Regions from separate parts of the Homo sapiens genome. Here region 1 is linked to region 2. Evidence: chromatin contacts called from ENCODE Hi-C data. All regions are on one chromosome and are shown on one strand. Each heading gives the region's core, a stretch centred on a gene start or an enhancer-like site at or near the end of the contact. The rest is flanking DNA. Distances are from core to core; before and after follow the strand shown.

Region 1 (6,615 bases), core at 1,462-3,961, 3.2 Mb after region 2:
TTTTTTTTTTTTTTTTGAGATGGAGTTTAGCTCTTGTTGCCCAGGCTGGAGCGCGATGGCATGGTCTTGGCTCACTGCAACCTCCGCCTCCTGGGTTCCAGTGATTCTCCTGCCTCAGCCTCCCAAGTAGCTGGGATTACAGGCGCCCACCACCATGCCCGGCTAACTTTTTTTTGTATTTTTAGTAGAAACCGGATTTCACCATGTTGGCCAGGCTGGTCTCGAACTCCTGACCTCAGGTGATCCACCCACTCTGGCCTCCCAAAGTCCTGGGATTATAGCTGTTTCCTAATCCAGGACAAAATTATGCTGGCGGGTAAGAATAAAGGTCTAACTCCTAACTTGACTCCAAGTAATTAGAGGAAAGGACAGCTTACAGTAGCCATAGGTTTCCATGGAGTACACACTATCTACCTGTACACCATAGACGTAAATGCTAATTACAGCAACAAAAAGGGCCACCCTTATCCTGAGAATGGACTCCTGAAGTTTACAGTCTTAAAGTCTAAAGATTATTGGCCAGGCGCGATGGATCACGCCTGTAATCCCAGCACTTTGGGGGGCTGAGGCAGGTGGATCACAAGGTCAGGAGTTCAAGACCAGCCTGGTCAAGATGGTGAAACCCCATCTCTACTAAAAATACAAAAAAATTAGCCGGGCGTGGTGGTGGGCGCCTGTAATTCCAGCCACTCGGGAGGCTGAGGCAGAGAACTGCTTGAACCTGGGAGGCAGAGGTTGCAGTGAGCCAAGATCACACCACTGCACTCCAGCCTGGGTGACAGAGCAAGACTCGTCTGGAAAAAAAAAAAAAAAGATTACCTTGCAATCAACTCTTTGGTGCATTTCTTACAAAATACAACAACAAAACAGGCTGGGCATGGTCACTCATGCCTATAATCCCAGCACTTTAGGAGGCCAAGGTGGGAGGATCACTTGAGCCCAGGAGTTCGAGACCAGCCTAGGCAACATTGTGAAACCTCCATGTCACAAAAAAGTTTAAAAGGTTAGTGTAGTTGGCCGGGTACTGTGGCTCACACCTGTAATCCCAACACTTTGGGAGGCTGAGGCAGGCGGATCACGAGGTCAGGAGATCGAGACCAACCTGGCTAACATGGTGAAACCCCCATCCCTACTAAAAAATACAAAAAATTAGCCGGGCGTGGTGGGGGGCGCCTGTAGTCCCAGCTACAGGGAGGCTGAGGCAGGAGAATGGCGTGAACCTGGGAGGTGGAGCTTGCAGTGAGCTGAGATCGCACCACCGCACTCCAGCCTGGGCGACAGAGGGAGACTCTGTCTCAAAAAAAAAAAAAAAGAAAGAAAAAAGGATAGCGTAGTTGTCACACTCATTGTCCCAGCTACTCAGGAGGCTGAGGTGGAAGGACTGCTTGAGCCTGGGAGATGGAAGCTGCAGTGAGCTATGATTACCACTGCCACTGCACTCCAGAGTGGGCAACAAAGCAAGACCTTGTCTCAAAAAACAAAAAACAAACAAACAGAAAACAGCAGTTTGAGATACCAAGTAATACAGTAATAATTAACATATTAAGAAGAAAATTTTCACTAAAAGATTGCCAACAAGACTTCTTAGAAGCACATCATGACGTAGAATGGTTGATATAAGTGTTTATTACCAGGCGTGGTAGCTCACGCCTGTAATCCCAGCACTTTGGGAGGCTGAGACCATTCTGGCTAACATGGTGAAACCCCATCTCTACTAAAAATACAAAAAATTACCCGGGCGTGGTAGCGGGCATCTGTAGTCCCAGCTACTCGGGAGGCTGAGGCAGGAGAATGGCGTGAACCTGGGAGGCGGAGCTTGCAGTGAGCCGAGATCACGCCACTGCACTCCAGCCTGGGGGAGAGAGCGAGACTCCGTCTCAAAAAAAAAAAAAAAAAAAAGAGAGCGTTTATTAAGCATACATCCCCAGATAAACTGATTTTTTTTCTGGTAGCAATAGGGAGAAATCACTTCGCAAAAATGTAAGTATTTAAAAAAAAAAAAAAAAAGATTGGCCGGGCACGGTGGCTCATACTTGTAATCCCAGCACTCTGGGAGGCCGAGGAGGGTAGATCATCTGAGGTCAGGAGTTCGAGACCAGCCTGACCAACATGAAGAAACCCCGTCGCTACTAAAAATACAAAATTAGCCAGGCGTGGTGGCTCATGCCTGTAATTCCAGCTACTCGGGAGGCTAAGGCAGGAGAATGGCTTGAACCCAGAAGGCGGAGGTTGCGGTGAGCCGAGATGGCGCCACTGCACTCCAGCCTGGGCAACAAGAGTGAAACGCTGTCTCAAAAAAAAAAAAAAAAAAAAGATTAGTGGGCGCATCCCTGGGAGAGTAAGCAAGTTATGTATTCGGCTTTTGTGGGCAATCAATCATTCTGGTAACACAAACATAAGGCAAAGTAGACCCAGATTTCTATATATTTTCCTCTAAAGTACTTTTAAGTTACAATTTCAGACTTAAAGAGAAAGGTTCCAAGCTCAGTCTTGTCCTTTTTTAAAGCTGCAAGTATTATAATTTAAAACTCTGAAATGTATTCACTTAAACACGTTCCTGTCACTATTAACAACAACGCTCCATTATCCACTTTTGGTACTGTCTCCAGATGATTTTTAATCCCTGCCTGACTTCTCCCTACCAACAAGTACTTGGATACCATCTTTACCCCGCCTGCCCCCACTACTTGGTTGTGCCTAGGGAATTATAATTACAGCAATCCCGCCTTTAGAACATCCTCAGAGCACAAAGCTTCTTTGTATAATGGTGGAGGGAGGGTGCCCTCCAGGCTCCACAGAAAAGAGTGGGTGGTAGCAACAGAGGAAGAGGAACTGGAGCCACTATGGTGGCCCTCAGTTCTAGTTCAATATCGTTTGTGGGAATTTACTTGTAATGACCAGCCAGGGTTCTGTTGAGCTTCTGCATCTCCTCCCATGTGGGGGTGGAGAGAAGCAGGGCTTATCTTGGCAGATGGGCACAATCACCATGCCCAGAAGACCAGGGAGCAGAAGGAAGCAAGAAATTTGGGAGAAAAGCAAGCAATAACTGTCTTGAATTGCACCCCTCTATGCGATTCTCAAGACCTTAAGTGAGGAAGTTTTGACAACAAAAGCTATCATCCTAATTAACCAGTGGTTGGTATTGGCATTACTGGCACTCAGTAGATGCTCAAAGATGTATTGAGGTGGCAATAAAAATCTACATAGGAAGACAAATCTATAAAAAAAAAAGTTTTAATAAGATAGCACAAAAGCCAAATGAAAAATACTTTTTATTAATTATGAGTCCCAGCCGGGCATAGTGGCTCATTCCTGTAGTAATCCTAGCACTTAGGGAAGTCAAGGCAGGAGGATTACTTGAGCTCAGGAGTTCAAGACCACCATGGGCAACATAGCAAGACCCTGTCTCTTTAAGTATGAGTTCCAACTTTTCTCTATCTGTAAATGTGAATTTTTATTTTTTTATTTTTTTGAGATGGAGTCTCACTCTGTCGCCCAGGCTGGAGTGCAGTGGCGTGATTTCGGCTTACTGCAAGCTACACCTCCCAGGTTCAAGTGATTCTCCTGTCTCAGCCTCCCGAGTAGCTGGGCCTACAGGTTCACACCACCACACCCAGCTAAGTTTTGTATTTTTAGTAGAGACAGAGTTTCACCATGTTGCTCAGGCTGGTCTCAAACTCTTGAGCTCAAGTGATCCACCTACCTCAGCCTCCCAAAGTGCTGAGATTACAGACGTGAGCCACTGCGACTGGCCCTGTAAATGTGATTATTAAATGAATACCTGTTTTACTTTCTGCCTACTCTACTTCTGTTTAGTCTGAGAAACTGCTCACTTTTTAGTTCTCTGACAATAAAACAAATTTCAACAGAAGGTCAGCATGCAGCATCTGCAGCCACTAAAATCCAAGGTGCAGAAGCAGAATGGACAGCCAACTTTTCAACTCCAAGAACATCCCAAAAGCACTACAAATTGTCCTACTACCTAACTGCTTGCTATTCTATGTATACAGTTTTTTTCTTTTTCTTTTTTTTTTTTTTTTTTTTTGAGACAGGGTCTCACTCTGTTCCCCAGGCTGGAGGGCAGTGGCACCATCTCAACTCACTGCAATCTCCGCCTCCCAGGCTCAAGCGATTCTCGTGCCTCAGCCTCTCAAGCAGCTGAAATTACAGGCAAGTGCCACCACACCCAGCTAATTTTTGTATTTTTAGTAAAGACAGGGTTTCACCATGTTGCCCAGGCTGGTCTCAAACTCGAGCTCAAGTTATCCACCCGCCTTGGCCTCCCAAAGTGCTGGGATTACAGGGGTGAGCCGCCACGCCCGGCCCCTTCCATGTATATATTTGGTCCTCTTACTACTACTTCCCTACATTTCTCAACAAAGTCAAAGGATCAGTATATACACCAAAACTCACAATATCTCACTCTCTTATTTCTATACATATTTTACCACAAAAGCAGAAAATGCAGTGATAGCTTTTTTTCTTCTCTTTCTTTTTTTTTTTTTTTTGAGACAGAGTCTTGCTCTGTCACCCAGGCTGGAGTGCAATGGTGCAATCTCGGCTCATTGCAACCTCCGCCTCCTGGGTTCAAGCGATTCTCCTGCTTCAGCCTCTCAAGTAGCTGAGATTACACGTGCGTGCCACCACGCCCAGCTAATTTTTGTATTTTTAGTAGAGGCAGGGTTTCACCATGTTGGTCAGGCTGGTCTCAAACTCCTGAGCTCAGGTGATCCACCCGCCTCGACCTCCCAAAGTGCTGGGATTACAGGCATGAGCCACCACACCAGCTAGTGATAGCTTTTGATAGCGTAACTATTGATAAACCCCAATATACTCCCATCATTCTACTCTTCCACCTGTCCAACATCACTGCAGTTAACTGTTCTCAGCAGTCCCAAGAACAGCGCTAATATCCATTTAAGTAGAACAGGAAAAAAACTGAAACCAGTCTGGGTAAGGCCTGCAGGTAAGAATTGTTTATTTCCCTTCTGTGGGCAAAAGACCACTTTTGTTAAACATCTTTAGTTTTTTAACATATAATTTCTTTCAAAAAATTACTCCAAGACAGCAGCATAAGCAAATTGAAACTTCCTATCCCACCACCCTCAATCATGTTTAAAAATAATAATAAAAAAGACAACAGAAACCACTTCAAATGTATCTTTCCCTTGAGCCCCCAGAACAGCATTCATCCACGACAACTGTCCTGAAAAACTCTGCCATTATTTCCAAAAGCAGTAGGAAGTCCGGTCTTGTCCTTGGTTTGTACTCCCCCCTCCTCTCTCTCCAAGAAAAAATGAAACAGCAGGAAGCGTAAACAACCACTTAATGGAAAATACAAATGGGTAAATATTTTCAAAATTAGCTAAAAAGCCTCAGGTCTTCAGGAATGCTAGTGCAGGGGGAAATAGGAAGAGAAAAATAACTGCATTTACCCCTTCAAGTGAGCACTGTAAGAAGACAAGCGCAAATGTGGCACATAGGTACTATACTTTCTCTCCTCCATTTACCAGATACTTTTGTCTTTTTTTTTTTTTTTTTTTTTTGAGACGAAGTTTCGCTCTTGTTGCCCAGGCTGGAGTGCAATGGTGCAATCTCAGCTTACAGCAACCTCTGCCTCCTGGGTTCAAGCGATTCTCCTGCCTCAGCCTCCCAAGTAGCTGGGATTATAGGCATGTGCCACCACGCCTGGCTAATTTTGTATTTTTAGTAGAAACAGGCTTTCTCCACGTTGGCCAGGCTGGTCTCGAACTCCTGACCTCAGGTGATCCGCCCACCTCGGCCTCCCAAAGTGCTGGGATTACAGGTGTGAGCCACTGTGCCCAGACCTTTTTTTTTTTTTTTTTGAGACAGAGTCTCACTCTGTTGCCCAGGCTGGAGTGCAGTGGCGTGATCTCAGCTCACTGCAACCTCCACCTCCCGGGTTCAAGCGATTCTCCTGCCTCAGCCTCCAAAGTAGCTGGGATTACAGGCATGCGCCACCATGCCCAGCTAATTTTTCTATTGTTAGTAGAGACGGGGTTTCACCATGTTGGCCAGGCTGGTCTTGAACTCCTGACCTCAGGTGATCCACCCACCTCGGCCTCCCAAAGTGCTGGGATTATAAGCGTGAGCCACTGCGCCAGGCTGACAGTGGTATTTTCTAAATAGCTTATTCTGTACATATTTCTCCAGCCTCATAACAAAGTTTACTATTTTAAGCTGTGCTCTTTGGTTCAGCTGAGCATGGTGATGAAAAGCCCCTTCCCATGAAAAGTTCACATGGAGAACTCTTGAAGCCCCTAGGGCAAGCACTAACCCAGACCTCATGGTAAAGCCCACAATGCATATGGATGAAACTGTTAGTTACAGCTGGACTGACAGTTCCAAAGCTGCAGAGCAGTGCTAGATCACAGATCACCTTTGCGTGGATTAGAAAAGGTGCCCCTTCTCTGAGTGCACACAGTTCCACACCAGGTACTCATCTTGGTAAGTGGAGTACAGAATAGATTTCCACCCTCACTTGCCACCTGAAACAGGTATCCTTTTGCTGGGTGCAATCTCTATGGTCCTACACAGCAGCACCGTTAAGAAGTGTACCGGCCAGGCACGGCTGTTCACGCGTGTAATCCCAAC
Region 2 (6,420 bases), core at 3,511-6,010:
AGCAAGAAATTTAGAATATTTCCCTCTTCTCTCAGGTAAACAATTGATAGATAGGTCTAGCAGCTTTCTGCTTAGTTATGCTATCCCAAATTATTCACTTCTCTTTGTGGCAAGTCCTGAGTTCCAGTCTCCTGGCAGTTCCAAGTCTGGATTAGATTTTTTTTGCCTTCACTTTGTTTATCTGCCCTCTCTCTACTCAGCCACCTAACTCACAATAAGGGAACTTCATATGCTCATAATTCTGCTGTGTCACAATGCAGGGCTGGCCACAGCCCTCTCTCATCACCTTAAGGGTTGCTGACCTCATCTGTCTTTTTTTCCCCTCAGTTCTTTAGTCTGAACCTTCCTTTCCAGTCGAAGGTTTTCCCTTGTGGGAGATTTTAGTTAAAAGGTTGGTTAAAGGGAGAGAGGCTCCTGAACTGGAACAGAGTGATTATTCTTAATATCTACAAGTTTATTTTAACAAAAGACTCTTGCAAATTCTACTCCAAGTGAATGAGACCTGTCCCAGGCACCATTTTAACCAGACCAAGATTCCACCACCAAAACAAAAAACATATTATTAAGGCAGCACAACCGCTCCTAATTCCTAGAGCAAAAGTTCTAACCAACAGGAGCAGGAGGGTATGAGAACAACAAAACTGGTAATCCTGTAAAACCAATAAAGATTGTATTTGTTTAGAGAGGTGTTTTATCAATGCAGAATCTGGGTCCCCAGTTTGGTCTTCTAAACAGAAACATGTATAAAAGACTTCAGTCATTTGATTCTGAGGATTTCTGATGGAAAAAGCAATTTACCTTTTTCCCAATTAACATGACCCGGCAACCATCTTGTATTCCAAGTGCTGACAACGGTGTTTCCATTTCCTTCAGAGATTTTCCTAAAAAGAGGAGAAAGGTAGGCCAAGTTGTAATAATTGTACAACACTGAAAATAAATTTCAGCAGGATACAGGAAATAGACAAGTGTGTTCACTAATGAGAACTGGTATCTTTTTAGAGGGTGTCATGACCCAGTAATTTCATTTCCAGATATTTATCCTAAACAAATAATTGGACATGCGACTCCACAGTAACTACTATACGATAATATTCAGTGCAACCTTTTCATAATAGTGAGAAACTGGAAAGAGCCAAATATTCAGGAATCAGGGACCAACGAACCACACTACAGAAGACTTTAAAGTCTTCAGTAGGCATTAAGGTCTACAGTAGCCATTAAAGCTCATTTTTTGCAGGAAACCCCAATACCACAATGAATGCTGATGACACAGTGTTATTATGAGGGGTTTTATCCAGGGGAACATTTTCTTTTTCATGCATTCCTCTATTTTGAAACATGAATTTCTATTGTCTTTATAATTCAGAAATAAAATATTTTTAAAAATTAAAGACAATATGTTACACTATGAAATATAAATAAAAATGCCTCCTATTACTAAATTCTTTATAATGACTGACACCCAATGGGGTAAGTCTTTCCCCAGTGGATACCAGAATGATAGATTCTCAGGGGGGTGGGAAGACAGAGGGCAGGGGCCAGGAGGGTGTGGGTCCTGGCAGAAATGAGCATCATGCATCCACTGAGCCCGCCACATCCAGGCCTCAGGTAAGTTTGCTCAAAACCTCCTTTGAGTCAGAACAATGGGAGGCACTGGAAACACAGCAGTATCTCCACCCTCACGGAGGCTGTTATTTTAACAGAGAAATCAGATGTTAAGCAACTAAGAAAATGATTATTTAATAGTAATTTCATAGAAGTGATGCAAAAATAGCAGGGAGTACCATGGTAACATATAATGGGAAGATGATCTAACCTAGCGAGGGAAGACTGCCCATGAGCTTCATCGAAAATGGTGAGATTTCTGCCATCATCATAAGACTTCAAATCTGACACCTGTCCAGGTGTTTGAGAGTGTCCAATACCTAGCAGGTCCTCAATAAATATCTGTTGAAGAACTGAATGAATAAACAAATAAATAAAAATTGTCCCAGTTTGAAAACAGAGTGACTATTAGGAAAAGTTCAGCAGTTTTAAAACTGTCCTTTGGCCATAAGGAAAAGCCGGAAAAGAAATGCTTACCCTTGGCCAGGTGCAGTGGCTCACACCTGTAATCCCAGCACTTTGGGAGGCCGAGGCGGGTGGATCACCTGAGATCAGGAGTTCGAGACCAGCCTGGCCAACATGGTGAAACCCTGTCTCTACTAAAAATACAAAAATTAGCCGGGCATGGTGGTATGCACCTGTAATCCCAGCTACTTGAGAGGCTGAGGCAGGAGAATCACTTGAATCCGGGAGGCGGAGGTTGCAGTGAGCCTAGATCGTGCCATTGCACTCCAGCCTGGGCGACAAGAGTGAAACTTCGTCTCAAAAAAAAAAAAAGAAAAAGAAAGAAAGAAAAAGAAATGCTTACCCTTAAATATGAGTTTCTGAAAAGACTGTGGAACCCCTATGACCTCTTCAACAACCTGGGCCAGGTCTTGGACAACTGGTTCACTGCTGCCCTGCTGGGAGGTAACATGAAGGTCGTGCTTCTCATTGCCTGGGGAGAAAGAAAAGCATTTGACGAATATGATTCTTTCACATACACCAATATAGGATGACACTTTATCACATTTATTTACCCAGCCTTCAAGGCCCAGCTCATATGCCACCTACTCCACAGAGCCTGCCCCCATGCCACCCAGCTTTCCTCTGGTGACCTCCTCAAGTATCTCTGTTTCCTCTATTATAATAACTAACAATATGAATGATATCTGCTAACATTTTAAGCATTTCATGCATAATCTAATTTAATCCTCAGATAAACCCCACGAAGTAGATCTACCTATTACTTCTTATTTCACAGATGAGCAAACTGTGACTTCAGGCAAGTTAAGGACTGCCTATGGAGACTCAACTGTTGGAATCAGAAGTTGATATCAGATCTAGCTGATTCCCAAGCCCACCTTTTTCATCACAAGCCATCTGCTTCCTGTGGCTTGACTGCCCTGTACCCTGTATTGTATTGGTCTCGTCTCGCTTGCTGTAATGGGCAAGTGACTGTTTTCCTCCAAGTCTCTCCCACTGAACACACTTGAGTGCATCCATGATTTGTGCTAAGTAAACAGACAAATGCATACGAACAGCAGAGCCTTTCTTTCTGAAGAAGAGACGCCAATTCTTTTCCAGGGATGCGGACAGCAAGGAGGGAGCCTGTGTACAGTACATTACACCAAGGTTTGGTTCCCCCAACAGCTCCGTGAGGTCAGCAGGAGCCAGGGTTACCAAATCTACTTCACAGAGGAGAAACCGGATTCTTAGAAGAAGCCGTCCATCCCAAGGTCACTCAAAACCGCAGGATCTAGAATCCAGGTCTCCAGATTCCCAGACCCTTGGGCCTCCCCTAGCTGGTTCTAGAGAAACCTCATGGACTCAGCTCTCCGGTGTACTGACTTCATTTGGTGGTGTGTCAACTCCAACAGTAGGCAGACCCAAAGGGTGCCCAGAGTACAACGCTTGGACCCACGGCCAACTCAAGCGGCGCACACGGAGAAGGCACTCAGCACACGAGGAGCACCCCGGCATGCACGAAGTTCTGACTTATCACACACGGAGCAGTCGTAGACCACATGGCCCAATATATGCCTGACACAAAGGGCACAATAACTGCGCGGGCACACAAACACAACCAGGCCCACGACGTAAAGCACGGAGAAGCTCAAACACCCAGGATCGCACAAATGACCAGAGACAAAATACACCGGCCACATGGAAAAGTGTACAGACACAAGCCCGGGACAAAAGACAGTTCCACGGACACAACCAATAACCCACGCTTCCGGACGCCAGGACAAGCGCAAGGTCACACGCTTCTGGAGGACACGTGACTAAACCCACAGACCCCGCCGGGCTTTCGGGACCTGCATGGAGCCCACCTGGCGCCCGACACTCACTGTGGGTGACAGTCACGGTGAGCCCAGCTGCCGCCATTTCCTCCCTGGTCACCTCCTCGCTCCGGGTCGACTCCTCGTCCCGGGTCACCTCCTGGCTCCGATTCATCTCTTCGCCCTGGGTCGCCTCCTCACTCTGGGTCGCCTCTTCACTCCAGGTCGCTTCCTCACTCAGGGTCAACTCCTCGCTCCGGGTCAACTCCTCGCTCCGGGTCGAGCGGCGCCGGGTTTTCTTCTTCATCCGCGGCCTGCGAGCGCCGGCGGCGGCGCCCCTGGTGGGTCGGTCATGCCCGCTGGCAGTACTCCGGGCAGGTGGACGCCCAGAGGGAGGCGGACCACGCTGGGCCGGGGGCTCCGACTGGCGCGGCTCCCGGCCTGGCCGAAGGGCGCGCAGCCGGGAACCCAGCCGCTCCCGGTCGCCTCGCGGTCTCCGCGCCCCCCCGCGCTGAGCCAGGCCCGCACTTGTTGACCGCCCAGCGATGGAAGCTGAGCGCGGCGTCTCACAACCCCGCCCGACTACTTCCCAGCCCCGCCCCGGCCTGCCGGCCCCGCCCTCGCCCTATGCCGCGTTAGTTGCCTCCAGGCCCCACCCACTCAACTGAGGCCCCGCCTTGCTACAGTAAAACCCCTCCCACTCCTTCTACCAACACCCCGCCCCCTGCAGGCTCTCTCCGAGAGCACCAAGTCCTTTTGCTCTCCATCCCCGGAAGACCCGGCTGAAAATCCGGAAAAAGAATCGGGAAACGCCAGGAGGCATATTGCGCTTGCGCACGGAGGGGCCGGAAGTCGAGGCGGGAGTGACTCTGCTTCCGTTTCTGGTTTTGCTCTAGTGTTTGGGTTTCTTCGCGGCTGCTCAAGATGAACCGACTCTTCGGGAAAGCGAAACCCAAGGCTCCGCCGCCCAGCCTGACTGACTGCATTGGCACGGTGGGCATTTGATCATGCATAAGTAGGCTCAGGACCTCTGACACACCCGACCCCGCCCACCCCCAGCCCCGGGCCCATATTCTTCCACTTCATTTCGGGTCCTGGGCCCCTTACACGTCGTCCCTCTCTATCTCACCTTCTCCCCTTCATCCCTGTTACCCAAGTCATTCCTAACGCCACAAACCAGGGAACCCCTAACCCCATCACTGCCTTGCCCTGCCAGCACCCAACCCGTTTTGATGCCCATTGCCCGTCCACTCGCTCTCGCCTTGATCCTCTCACCTCACCCAGCCCTAGGCCCATACACCCTTCCCACCTCATCCTGCCTGATCCCTTACCCTTCTTCCATCTGTCATCCCCAGTCCACATCAGGACTCAGCTTGATATCCTAGGTCAACATATCTGTGCCTTCGTCCTGGATCTCAGTAACACAAAACTCAGAACCCTAGCCCCTCAGATTAAGCCACCATCCCCGATTTAGGGAATGGCATTAGATCTACAATCAGCTGGTTTCACTTGGCACTGGCCCATTTCATGTGCCTCTTGGAGGAACTCTCAGCCTGGCTAGTCTCTGATTCTAGGGAAATTCCAACTCAACTCAGTGATTCTCAAATTATTTTCTGCCCCAACCCACTTGAAGGCTACCTGGTATATCAGAATCGGGGCAGTGTGGCGGGGGGTAAGAGAATAATTTATAAAGCCCAGGGTTTCTGGTTGGGAATACCCTTCTTTGTGAACCACTGTTTTTCACCCTTCCCCTTAAGCTCCTCTTTTCTTCCTCTGTATTCCTTCCTCTCTACCTGCCCCTTCTGGAATAAGTGTATTGCAGTAACTACCAGTGCATTTGATATTTTCCCCTAAGGTGGACAGTAGAGCAGAATCCATTGACAAGAAGATTTCTCGATTGGATGCTGAGCTAGTGAAGTATAAGGATCAGATCAAGAAGATGAGAGAGGGTCCTGCAAAGGTAAGGTGGGCAGCAACTGCTGCACAAGGTGCTGGCAGAGCCTAGTTTTAGCACCTATAGAAATAGGGCCTAGTTCGGCTGGGCGCAGTGGCTCATGCATGTAATCCCAGCACTTTGGGAGGCTGAGGCGGGTGGATCACGAGGTCAGGCATTTGAGACTAGCCTGGCCAACATAGCGAAACCCTGTCTCTACTGAAAATACAAAAACTTAGCTGGGCATGGTGGCAGGCGCCTGTAATCCCAGCTACTCAGGAGGCTGAGGCAGGAGAATCGCTTGAACCTGGGAGGCGGAGGTTGCAGTGAGCAGAGACCACACCATAGCACTCTAGCCCAAGTGACAGTGTGAGACTCCGTCTCAAAAAATAAGTGAAATAGGACCTAGTGCAGGGGCTGTGAGCATCCCTACAGAAGAGATGCTTACAGTCTGGTAAGGAGAAAACATGTGAGGGTGTATCCTTTAGGGAGGAGAGTTTGCAATCAAATATGGAAGGGAGGCTGGGGATTGATCTGGTGGAAAGAGATGCTGGTCACACGTCTAAAAGCATGTACATGAGAATTAGCATATTATACTGAGAAGGTGGTAATCTGGAGAGG

What was found. Hi-C counts contacts between places; a loop is a spot of excess contacts on that map. Pooled maps may share reads with other maps.
Region 1: a map with no recorded cell type shows a loop between it and region 2 (9-fold over the local background). The contact joins the enhancer-like site here to the promoter of CHMP5 in region 2. A Hi-C loop is called at or near these places in 1 of 168 maps with a recorded cell type or tissue (naive thymus-derived CD4-positive, alpha-beta T cell), 1 of 37 single-sample maps with no recorded cell type and 8 of 50 pooled maps.

Annotation. Positions count from the first base shown.
Region 1 is chr9:36,476,525-36,483,139 of GRCh38, forward strand. It overlaps a transcript of RNF38 not described here. Among named protein-coding and RNA genes, the nearest start is that of RNF38, 80 kb to the left of the region's middle. RefSeq lists a silencer at 6,044-6,223. Within about 2 kb of position 2,712, at least 2 of the 41 ENCODE cell types and tissues checked have a DNase peak (open chromatin) inside an H3K27ac peak, as active enhancers do.
Region 2 is chr9:33,260,289-33,266,708 of GRCh38, forward strand. It overlaps CHMP5 (charged multivesicular body protein 5), which reads left to right and starts at 4,761. Exons shown (of 8, transcript NM_016410.6): 1 at 4,761-4,859; 2 at 5,722-5,826. The coding sequence starts at 4,791. It overlaps BAG1 (BAG cochaperone 1), which reads right to left and starts at 4,420. Exons shown (of 7, transcript NM_004323.6): 1 at 3,936-4,420; 2 at 2,414-2,542; 3 at 799-881. The coding sequence starts at 4,386. RefSeq lists enhancers at 3,429-3,478, 3,609-4,198, 4,729-4,968 and a silencer at 4,229-4,548.